Linked DNA regions of Mus musculus: region 2 is linked to region 1. The links are chromatin loops, found by intact Hi-C in ENCODE. Cell type or tissue: left cerebral cortex. All regions are shown on one strand. Links, peaks and the distances in the headings refer to the core of each region. The heading gives the core; the rest is flanking DNA.

Region 1 (5,967 bases), core at 639-4,638:
AAACATTTAATTGGGGCTGACTTAGTTTCGAGGTTTAGCTTATTAGCATCCTGGGGAGAGGCATGCCATGCAGCAGACATGGTACTGGTGAAGGAGCTGAGAGTTCCACATCTTAATTCGCTAACAGGAGAGTGTTACACTAGGCCTAGTTTGAGTTTACATGAGGCCTCCAAGCCTGCCTCCCCAGTGACACACTTCCTCCAACAAGGCCACACACACCCTGCCTCAGGCATTCAAACGGGAGTCTATGGGAAGCACATTCCTATTGAAACCACCATAGATGTGTTTGCAAAGTGCTCTTGCAACGTTCTACAGGGAGAATAAGCTTGAAACAGCTTCCCCGGAACTATAATAAAAGTTATATAGTTAGCAAACTAGACTATACTTCCATAATAGACTTATTATTTATTGCTGAGATAAGCTCCCCTCAAACCTCCTGCGCAGCAGAAGGTGATATTGAATTTGTGATCCTCCTGACTCTACCTCATGCTGGGATTATATGCATGCAGCACTAAGGCTGTTTTAGGTAGTGTAGGAAATCAAACCCACAGCTTCATGAATTCTAGGCAAACACTCTAGCAACAGAGATATATCCCTAGTCTGCAGACACAGACTAATTCTTACTTTTCTGATTTTTGAGACAGCATCTCTCTACATAACCCTGGCTGTCCTAGAACTCACTATTTAGTCCATGCTGGCCTTGAACTCACAGAGATCTACCTGCCTTTGCCTCCCGAGTGCTAGGATTAAAGGCATGCTCCAAAGTGCCCTTCAATAATTGTGAAATATTTTGCACTTTGTATCTTGGTTCTCTCATTATTTGTTAGTGCTGAGGAACGACACCACCTGCATGTGCTCCACACTGAGCAATGTTCTCAGCCTTATCTTTCACTTAAGCCAAATTGTGAATTTAATACTGGTTGGGGTCAGAGAGCAGATTTTCCAGACAAACGTCCAAGGATCCTTGGGACAGGGGGGGCTCTTCTTTTTGTGAACTCACAGAGATCTGCCTGTCCCCTGAAGTCCTGGGAGTAAAGGCGCGTATCAAGTCACTGTCTCAAAGACCCTCAAGTGTTAAGGTCTCACTCTCCTATCCAAAAGGGAACCCTAATGTGCTTACCTTCTGTGGTGGTTTGTCTATGCTTCGGCCCAGGCAGTGGCACTATTAGAAGGTGTGGCCCTGTTGAAGTAGGTGTGTCATTGTGGGTGTGGACTTTAAGACCCTCATCCTAGCTGCCTAGAAGCCAGTATTCTGCTAGCAGCCTTCAGATGAAGAAGTAGACCTCTCAGCTCCTGCACAATGCCTGCCTGGATGTTGCCATGTTCCTGCCTTGATGATAATGGGCTGAACCTCTGAACCTGTAAACCCCAATTAAGTATTGTCCTTATAAGAATTACCTTGGTATGGAGTCTGTTCACAGCAGTAAAACCATAACTAAGACAGAAGTTGGTACCAGGAACTGGGCTATTGCTGTGATAGGCCTGGCAATGCTTTTGTTCGGAAGAATGTGAATGAGCAGGCTACAGCCTACATTATCGGCCACCCTTAAAAACAGCATCCAGAAATTCTTCATGCTACCATGGTCCCACCTGCTCTTCCAGACTGCCCAAGGAGCTACAAACAGAGTCCATTTGTCAGATGACATTTTAATTAGCTGGTGTCTTTGGAAAATATCAAGAACCACATGTGGCCAAAGCAAAAAGCAGATACCCAGGAGCCAGGACAGGGCTTTGGGGAATGACAAGTCGAGGGGAGTCAGCGGTGGCTGAAGAACCCTTGGGGATGGTTGTATTTAAACGGCTTCATCCTACTCGGACCCCTAGAGAAACAAGAGGGAGAGCAGTTAATAGCATGCCTTCTGGACTGATAAAATAAATTACAGTTCACTCACAAGAGAAGGTCGCGTAGCTGTCATCGGGGGAAAGTTAGAGCTGCATAGTTCAGGCCCAGGGCACGGCGAGAAAGCAGACCACACTGGTGAAGGAGTGATACCACCTTTGTAAAAGTGTCTCTATGTGCTTACAAATGTGCGAACCTGGAGGATCCCTTAATCAGACATTTTAGGGACAGTGCCCAGTGCCCAACATGTTTTGGATCATTGCTTATAACTTTATCAGCAAACACTTAATTTCTACAACTGCAAAGGAAGCAAGACAGTGCACAATAGTGCATGGCCAGGAAGCAACAGATCAGGCCATGATCTATGTTCAAACTTCCTTCCTAAGATTTTAGCAGTAATTCTGTGTCCTCAAGCAAAAACTTCACAGAGGGAATGTTACACACAGCTCCATAAAGACAAACATCTACAAAAAGGGCTCCGACAGCAGTAACCGGTGACACTCTGGGACTTGGTCTAAGGACTATGGGGACAGGGTAGTTTTTCCTCAACTTAACACAAGTCAGGGTCACATGGGAAGAAGCAAGTGGAATGAGCAAGCCATGGAGAGCAACCAGTAAACAGCATTCCTCCATGCCCTCTGTTTCAGTTTCTGCCCCTCCTTCTCTTCAAGAAAGACTAACTGTAAACCGGGATTAACCCCTTCATCCCCAAGCTGGTTTTGGTCATGGTGTTTTTAATCACAGTGAAAAAGGAACTGCAGAGAGTAGGAAAGGTAAGGAAAGTTTACTCTTCTCCAGTGGCTGAAGGGTATAAAACCTTCTTTCCCAGCCTGTACTGTGCTGACTTCTCGTCTCAGTGTCATTTTTCCATAACACAGGAAACATAAGCTGCCTGGAGGGTGAAATACAGAGACTCCCTCTCAGGTGGAAGGAAGCTGGAGCTGAGAGTTATTCACGGCATTAGCCTCCAAACAGCAGAGGGGTACACCGAGGCAGAGTGCCCAAGTCTCAGGCCAAGCGGCAGCTAGGGCCTGCCAGCTCACAGCAGCACTCTGCCCTCAGTCTCCTGATGGTCCGAACCCCAGCAATCAGCTACACTCCAGGCCACCCATCAGCTCTGATGCTAAGTCTTGCCACAGCACTGACACAGCTCAACACATAAAGAAATGAGTCTTCCAGGAACCATTTGGGAGAAACAAGCACAGGCTGTGTGGGCTCCCATCCTGCAAATGTGCGGGAGTGGGAGGAGAGGTGAGAAGAGCTGAGACTTCACACAGACCACTGCAGAGAGAAGACTCAGGCTGGCATTGGGCAGTCAGCTCTGCTTCCTGTAGCCACTTGGGGCATTTCTGGTTATTATTAACAACACCATGAACCAGGGCAGCAGAGGTGCCAGACAAGAGGGAAAATGCTGGGACACCTCCCTTTACGTTACAACTGAGAGCAAGGTGAGGAACTTTTTTGGTTTTGTTTATTCTGTAGGCAAGGTTAGCCTTGAACTCATGGCAATCCTCCTGCCTCCAGCTTCCAAGGGCTAAGATTATAGGCATCAGTTGTAACACCAGGCCTGATAGATTATAAAGATAATCCAAACACAGTTCTTCTTTACCCCCTTGTCTAAAACAGAAGGGAGACTAAGAAGTAATCTCTAGGGTTTTGAAAAGAAAAAACAAAACAAAACAAAACACATTAGGGGATGAACAGGAAAGAAGCCCTAATACCCATAAAGATGGAAAACTGGTCTGAGGCACTGCGAGCCCACACACTATAAATAGCAAGTTGCCAAGAGCATACCCTGAGCCCCAAACATGGAGCAGGAATCATCTGGGAACTTTACACAAATGACCTGAACCTACCTGGGCTCTCTACAAGGTCTCAGTCCCCCACGTCGGCCCTAGGCTCAGTGCTGGCTGCCGTGGACTGCTCGCTCCTCAGCATGCACACAGCCTGCCTTCTACAAGAGCTGGGCTTTCTTTTGTTCCCTATGCTGCCTGACTGCCCACTGTCCTGAGTCACACCAAGGGACTTAGATGCCAGCACACTCACTAGGGACAGTGGGGATGCACTACCTTAAGTGCTCGCTTGGAGACTAAAAGTAAACAGGCCCTGCTGTTTCCCACAAAAAAAAAACAATCAAAGTTCAGTCAAAGCTTTGTAGCATGGCTCAGTCAGGGCAGTCTCCTTGGTTGCTTGATCCATGGGCTGACAAGAACAGGTGAGCCAGGCTGCAGTTGCAGGGAAGTCTCAGGAAAGAGAAAACAAGTGTTTCCTGGAAATCTGGCTGCAGAATTGTCTGCCACAAAGACAGATGCCCTCTCTGTGTGCCAGGTCCTGTCCAATGAGACCTAGTCTTCTAGAGGACTGCGATCTCTGTTCACATCCTTGAGGAAAGTCACAAGAGCCCAGCCCTCTACTCACCTAAAAAGCCGCAGGCACATCTTCTCCTGGGGAAACTCCTTGGGGCCCTCGAAGCTGTCATCGTGGCTCTCGGTCTCCAGGTAGACGTCCAGCAGCACACACAGTCTCTGCAGCTGGTTGGTCAGGAGCTGGTGACTGGGCCGAGGGCCACACAACTCCTTATAGCACACGTTGACTTCACTCTCCATAGCCTGTGTGGGTGGGAAGCCAGACCCTCAGCATTTGCTTCCGCAGTATGGCCGAGCACTTTTACCTCATGGCTGAGCCTGACGGTACCACAAGATCTCCTGCTGATGCCTGCACAGGATCTGTACACAGCTGGGCTACAACCTCGTCCAGAGACCCCGTCTCCTCAAGACAATGGGCCCCTCCTGATTATCACCCACCTCGCCACCTCCAGCAAGGACCATGGACATGTAGAGGAAGACATGTTCTGTGGCCACCAAGAGACTTGTCCTTGACAGTAGCTACAGCACTCACTCTCACTACAGCACTCACTCTCACTGAATTTGAGTTTCTATAATACTTCTGAGCTTATTTACCATCACACAGAAGCCCAAGGTGACAAGAAACCTTTTGGGTGTTTTTGGAGGCAGGGTCTCACTAGGCGGCTGGCCTGGAACTTACTATGTAGACCAAGCTGGCCTTGAGATTAGAGATCTGTCTATTCTGTCTTCCCAGTGTTGCGATTAAAAGTGTGTGCCGGCACACCTTGCTGAAGGGAGTGCAGGAAACCCTAAGTGCAGGAGACCCCGAGTGGATGTGTGTTGTTGACATGAACTGGCCTATCTAGGACCCTAGCCCCAGACCCACCAAGTACAGCAAAGCCTCCCCCTGCCTGATATGAGGCCAGGAGGAATGCCAGAGCCTTCTCTTCTCATCTGTGTGTAGATGTTGATGGTGTGGACACAAAGTGTCCACCACAGCTTTCTCCTTCTGGGTAGTTACAGCCTGGAGATGGCTCCCTACAGCCTGCTCCTGTTGAGGTTGGCTAAGCCTGCCTCCTCGATCCATCTCTGTAGCCCTGCTTCCCTATGCAATCTTACGTAGTAAACATGCCGGGCCTGGGGGTGGGCTAAGGGTTCTCCAGCCGAGTCAGACACTGGACTGCAGCTGTCTGTGTGTCTGTTTTTCCCTCGTCACCCCCAGTCAGGTACTGGAGTGGTACACAGACACTGCCAGTTAACAGTGCTAACAGTACTACATGGGAAAAGCTGTGGGTCAGGGAAATTAAGCGGTGAGCACGTTCTGTAAATCCTGGTAAGGCCCTGTCCTGAAAGTGACACTGCCCACAGCCTCAGCAACTGCAGGCTTGGCCACTGCTCACCTCTCTAGGGCTCTCCCTGGTCTCCTGCCACCCACGTGGGCCTTACCCGAATATTGTCATCGTTGCTGTTGGTTTTCTCCCCTTTCCAGTTTAGACAGAGTCGGAAAACCGGTGGGATGGAGGAGTAGCCAGGGTTTAGTACCACAGCAGCCTGAAGTTTAGCTGAGAAGAAGGGAGAGGCAGACATTCAGTGATTACCCAGCATTCCATGGTGATCTCCACACGTGTCCAGAGCCAACACAAATGGCTCCTCTAACTGAAGTGCTGCTGAGTATGCTGGTATAGACTGCTTTAGGATGCAAGCTGAGCTGCCAGGTCCCCAGTGTAAGGCACAACGACTCTGGTTCCCCCAAAGAGCCTGTTCTACTTGCTGGGGTTTGTC
Region 2 (5,967 bases), core at 743-4,742, 130 kb before region 1:
TGGGCCACAAGCAGAGAGGGGCCGGTTTCTAAGGTGTTGCCCCTCACTTGCTGTATCCATTCCCACAGCGCACCGTCTGCCCCAGCAGAGGACCGGGACTTTCTCCCCGCAGAGGGGATCACCCACTCCTAGCCCCCGCCCCGGTAGCCCAGTCCCTGGGAGTGAGCGCAGGAGCTCCCGGCCCGAAGTAACCCCCATCAGCCTGCGAGGCACAAAGGAGGGGCCTGAGACCCCGCTCAGGTGAGAGGTTGGAGGATCGATCACCTCCGGAGCTCCAAGGGCTGGTGGGGGTGGGGCGTCCGCCTGGGCGCGATGACTCACACCCTGGGAAAAGTTCCCGTGCGTGGGGGCGGTACCGGCTTTCCATCTCCATGGCAACCCAGACAAACCAACAACACAGCTGGGGCGGGCTCCGGGCGGTGGCTGATCCAACCCTGGCTTCGGAAGCCAAGGGCGGGAAGTCGCGGCCTCAGCCTGGACGCTCACTTGTGCCTGGAAGTCCCCTGGCAGAGCCCGAGCCTCACCAGCTCGCTCCACCCGCGCCAGTGATACACATCTCTCTCACACCCCACCTCAGGCCCCGCGATCAGCTGCCCCCCCTTCCCCGCTCCCGCCGCTACTCTGGGGACAGTGACTCCTCAGCCTCCTCTGCTCAGAGCGGCCCCATGGGTGCCCGCAGCGACGATTCAGCCACTGGCTCCCGGAGGGAGCGGCCCAGCCACCGGCCGACCTCCTGTCTTCCGGCCTCCCCGAGACGGCCGACCGCGCCTCGCAGCCAGTCTCGAGACCGGCTGGACCGGGGACGGCCCCGCGTGGCCCCAGGAGGCCGAGGCGCTCAGCTGTCGACCTCCAGCCCAGCAAGGCGCACCCGCAGCCAGAGCCGCGAGGAACAGGCGGTACTGATGGTGCGCAGGGACCGAGACGGCCAGCACTCGTGGGTGGCCCGGGGCAGGGGTGGCGGGGGATCAGGAGGTTCTGGGAGGAGTACCCCGCAGACTCCGCGTGCCCTCAGCCCTGCAGCACCCCGGCCTTCCAGGGGCCCCAGCCCCGGCCCAGAGCTGGCTGCCACACCTGCCAGCATCTTCCGCACGCCCCTGCAGCTTGACCCACAGCAGGAGCAGCAGCTGTTCAGGCGCCTGGAAGAGGAATTCTTAGCCAATGCCCGCGCCTTGGAGGCTGCTGCCAGCCATACCCCCATGGGATCTGCCCCTGACCCTCCAGCTCCGGACTCTGCTTACTGTTCATCCAGCTCCTCGTCTTCATCACTCAGTGTCCTGGGTGGCAAATGTGGCCAACCTGGGGAGTCAGGCCGCACAGCCAATGGGCTGCCTGGGCCCCGCAGCCAAGCTCTGTCCAGTTCTTCCGATGAGGGCAGCCCCTACCTTGCTGTAGGAGGGGCACTGGATGCAACCAGGAGCTCTTTGGCTGGCCCAGAACCCTCACTGACCTGGGCAAGGGGGCGGATGGACACACAACCAGACCGTAAACCCTCACGCATACCGACACCTCGGGGACCCCGCCGCCCATCGGGACCCATAGAACTCGGGGCTTGGCATGCCCAGCATTCGGTCACCCCAAGGACCGAGCCAGATTCTTCGATGTGATGGACCGGCTTAGCTACACCCACACCCCATTCCATTTTCTTTGTGGCCTTAACCTACCCTTTGCATCAGGGACCCCCCTTCCATCTCGAGCACCAGACCTCATGGGACCAGACCCCACGGGACTACATGGCACAATGGGACACCTGTTGTACATTCCGGTTTGGGGGATGAGCATTGCTATTTAATTACTAATATTATTGAATGCCTTAGAGGAGACCGGGCCAGCCCGGTGTCCAGAGGACCTGTGGTCCAGTAAGCAGAACCTCTGACAGTAAAGTCTTGCTCCAGCTCCTGTTTTTTGGGGACTGAGCCTTCATTATATGTTGGGATTCTAGAGTTAACTGCCTAGAAGCCAGACCTCAATGCTCTGAACCTGCATATACCAGAACAAGAAACCCTTAAATTGTGCATTTACAGTTTTTGCATTTGTTTTTATTACCTGGTTAGGCATGGCTTTAAAAGTGTCTCCAGTAGCCAGTCCAGCCGTGGAGAGGTAGAGGCAGGCGGGTCTATGTAGTTCAATATGAGTGCTAGAAGCTGTTCAAATGCCTCTGATCACATTCATAGTCAAGTCCTTTCCATCTGTGCTTATGACCCAATAAGGTCTCAGGTAAAACTGACCTGTCCAATGATTGGGAGTTAGCTGGGTCCAATCAAGATCAAAGAAAAGTCCGATGGCCAGGAGTCTGGGTGGGAGCCTGCTTTCAAGAGATTTCCCTGTCCAATCACATGAGGCTGCAGCGCGCTGGGTGCAGCGCCCCCTGCAGGCGGAGGGTCGGATGTGCAGGACGTGTGCGCACCAAAGCACAACGCAGAAGCTCTCGGAAGAGACGCAGCACGTGCCAATTGTATTTGGCTGAGCACTCGAGGTAGCCACAGCGCCAGCCCCTACGAACTAGAGTGGCCAGTGCACGGCGAGGTCCGAAGCGCAGCCGCTGACGGTCCCGCTTGTTGCCTACCACCAGGATGGGTGCCTCTGGTGCTCCCGCCGGCCTGGAGGCCCGATGGAGATGAGAGACGCAGTGCTGGAGACTCCATGGCCAGAGGAACCCACCCCATGTGTACAAATGAAGGCGAGTCCCCTGCTATGGCAGACACACACACACACCCCGGTGTGCTAAGTGTCTCATACAGCAAGAGACCTTCAAGTGGGCACAAAGTATGATCTAGAAGCACCCAGGCCATAACTACCCGCTCCCCTAGCAAGACCTCCACCTCCAGTCAAGCCCTCACCTGTTTTCTGCTATACGCTGCCTCAGGGCTTTAACATAATCGAAACTGTCGGGGCTGCAGATGTCGTAGACCAGCACAAAGGCGTCTGTGTCCTGCAAGCTCCAGTCTTTAGGGTCCGGCCACTCCTAGAGGGTAGAGGCTGGGGTTTACTCCAATTCAACCTCACTCCCCGTCACCTCCCAGCAATACTCCGGATGGGACGCGCCCTCCCACAGGCCAGACTTCCCAGCCGTGCTTGGATCTTGTCAGTCCTTAGCCCTCCTACTTCCTGGGCCACCCGTCAACCTACTATGCTCCTACTGCCTCAGAGCCTGGGATCTGCCGTCCACCGGCTGACAGATGGTAACTGACTGTCCTGGTGCAGCTGTACAGGTGAAGCCTCTGGCTTGTCTCTTGCTGCTCTTTCCCCCTTGCAATATTCTTACAGCTTCTTTCACCAAAACTTCATTTAGCCTCCCAGGTGCTGCTCAAATGCCAGCTTTGAAATGAATGCAGCGCCAAAGACTGGGAGTCTGAGGGTGCGGTGGCCCCCTCTAGAAAGGGTACTCCTGTGTCTGGTCCAGTCTGTCACAGCGGCGCGGCTCAGCTCAAGCTGTGCCACACACTGACCCAGACACCAGCCTAGGCAGGCAAAGAAGACAAGAAACAGCCACAGAGCCGGGCGTGGTGGCGCACGCCTTTAATCCCAGCACTTGAGAGGCAGAGGCAGGTGGATTTCTGAGTTCAAGGCCAGCCTGGTCTACAGAGAGAATTCCAGGACAGCCAGCACTGCACAGAGAAACCCTGTCTCGAAAAAAACAAAAACAAAAACAAAAGAGAGAGAGAGAGAGAGAGAGAGAGAGAGAGAGAGAGAGAGAGAGAGAGAGAGAGAGAGAGAGGAAACAGCCACAGGGCACCTACAGGTTAGCGCAGGAAGCTCGTATGCAAACTACCTAGACACACACACTTCAATCCCAGAACGGGCTCGGGCGCCCTGGATCAGTACACATGGGCACCAAGTGTACACACACCCCTGGCCCCCTCGAACCGCTACCTCAAGACTTCTGGGGCTTGAGCCGGGTCCAGCGACGTCACCATCGCGGATACTCAGGTCGTAGACCGCGCCGTCGAGCAGCACCGCGGGTCGGTAGAGGCAGGGACTGTCCGTGGGTCGGTGGCGCTCAGGATAGTCACCAAACAAGAATTGGCGGATGATGGCGGTCTTACCCACTCCCGGAGCACCCAGAACAGCCACCCGCAGGCTGCCGCCCATGGCTGGCCCGCGCTCCCGCGCCTGGCACCGGGGAGCTTCATGAGCCCGTTCTGCGCCTTGCTTGCCCGGCCCGGGATACCCGCATCGCGTCGCCTACAGCACCTCAGCCACAAGAGGCCAGGCCTGAGGATCGAGCGGGCGGACGCACCCGCAGCTCCGCAGGAAGAGTGCACCCGGTGCGGTGCAGACCCGCCCCCACCTTCAGCTCCGTCCCCTTCTCGCTCCGGCGCCGGGAGCCGCCGCCCCAGTCGGCCGCGCGGGCGAGCAAGCGAGCGGGGCCTCCCGGAGGCGGCGATGAGGTAACTGTCCGCCCCGCCCCTCCCGGGGAGGGTCGCGGCCCAGTGACTGCCAGGCGGGTCGCCTTGTTAAAGCCTGGTTCCCCAGGTGGCAGTCAGCTTCCCTCAACCGTTTCAAAACCGAAGCCGCTGGGCGCCACCTCCCTGTTCCTCCAACACCGCTGGCTGCAACCTGGCTGTTGACCAAGCCCAGGCTCTTAGAATCAGGCCACTTGGGGTCAGACCCAGTCCTGGTTGAATGACCTTGGGCCAATCGTCGCATTGGACTTTTTGTCTGCATCCCGGTTGTCCACCAAAGGCCGATGGCTTCAAAGCTTCCTCCTGTTTTGTGAGACCCTGGGCACCAACTCCTTTTCTGGGCTCTCCCCTGCATCATCTTCGAACCGCAGCCTCAACCTGGGTACTCGTGGTTTAAGGAGGAGGGAACTGAGACCCTGGAGAGGTATCTCAAAGTGAGAAGGACACTGGGACTCCGTCCCGGGCCTGCGGGCCACTTTTCATTACACCTACAAGGACAAACGACTAGAAGAACACTGTTTCAAAGGACCAGCCCAGAGGGGGTGGGGAGTGGAGACAGAAGGGTTTGAGCCCAGCACAGAAGTCTGCTCAGCAACTCAGCCCCCAGTCACTGCCCCAACAGGTTGGAGGCGAAGAAACAGATCCACGGGTCTGTCCCAGAGTCTGTCCCAGGGGTGCACCATGCCCTCTTCCCTGGACAAGTTCGGAAGCTCCTCTGAGGGTTCGGAAAGTCTGGGTTTGCCCAACCTCCGTCCGGCCCTCCAGTCTCCACACACTGGAGGAGTTCCCAGGCCTCTGCCCTCCACCCAGGTACTGTGAAATGCAGGCACCCGGCATTGAACAAGACTCACTCATTCAACGAATGCTTCAAGTCTAACAGGTGGCCAGAATGCTGAAATGGAGCCAAAAGGAAAAAGAACTGTCTCCTCTCCCTTAGGAGAGAAGGCTCTAGAAATACTTAGATCCAGGCCTCTAAAGGCATTGATAATATGTCTACCTGGCCAGGAATTAAGTGGAAGGAAGGGCAGGAGAAACTAGCCCGTCAAGGGGGAAGGAGGCACACCCTCCCGCGGGGAACAGGTGACAGCAGCTGGAAGGTATTCCTTAACACTAATGTCTAGTCCTCTTCCCCAGGTAGACTTAGGGCCTGGTCTGATTTCACCACCCCCACCCCCACCTCTCTTCCCCCTTTCAGCCACTAGGGATATTCTAGGTCTTTAAATTCAGAGTAGCGACAGCTGGCTTTCCCCCCTCCCCCCTCTTGCTGAGATTCCCCTAGAATGACTTCTGTTCCATTTACAGGTTTCCAGGCTTCTGGGGTTTGTGAGCTGCTTTTCGCTTCCAGAAACAGAAAGGAGTGGATAAACTCAGCCCCTTCCTCTCCTCACACAGCAGGACAAGGCAGACACCGCCTGGCTGGTCTCGCTGGGGCTGCCTGTGCCTAGGCCCGGCTCCAGAGTTCTCTTTCTTAGCAGAGCGGCCACGCCGGGGCTTTCTTGGGAGTTGCAAGAGGATTGTGGGTGAGGAAGCTCTGGGCCCCAGCGAGACTTCAAAGCTTTTGAAC

What was found. Hi-C counts contacts between places; a loop is a spot of excess contacts. Peaks named below come from ENCODE experiments on the same cell type or tissue, not always from the same donor. Only the 100,000 strongest peaks of a DNase experiment are listed, where the experiment ranks them.
Region 2: a loop joins it to region 1, with 2.0 times the contacts of the local background. A loop is called at or near these places in 2 of 42 quality-filtered maps.

What each region holds. Positions count from the first base shown.
Region 1 is chr11:4,924,528-4,930,494 of GRCm38, reverse strand. It overlaps Thoc5 (THO complex 5), which reads right to left. Exons shown (of 20, transcript NM_172438.3): 18 at 5,632-5,747; 19 at 4,259-4,449; 20 at 1,630-1,820. The coding sequence ends at 1,757. Among named protein-coding and RNA genes, the nearest start is that of Gm35321, 6.3 kb to the left of the region's middle. In left cerebral cortex, for the core only: no CTCF peak of the experiment used is centred there; a DNase peak (open chromatin) is centred at 3,065.
Region 2 is chr11:5,056,428-5,062,394 of GRCm38, reverse strand. It overlaps Rasl10a (RAS-like, family 10, member A), which reads right to left and starts at 4,267. Exons shown (of 3, transcript NM_145216.4): 1 at 3,871-4,267; 2 at 2,838-2,962; 3 at 2,010-2,597. The coding sequence starts at 4,089. The coding sequence ends at 2,330. It overlaps Gas2l1 (growth arrest-specific 2 like 1), which reads left to right. Exons shown (of 7, transcript NM_144560.3): 6 at 69-240; 7 at 578-2,020. The coding sequence ends at 1,604. In left cerebral cortex, for the core only: a CTCF peak has its summit at 2,370 (motif pointing left); DNase peaks (open chromatin) are centred at 3,036, 3,414, 3,983, 4,293 and 3 more places; H3K4me3 peaks cover 3,838 bases; H3K27ac peaks cover 3,033 bases.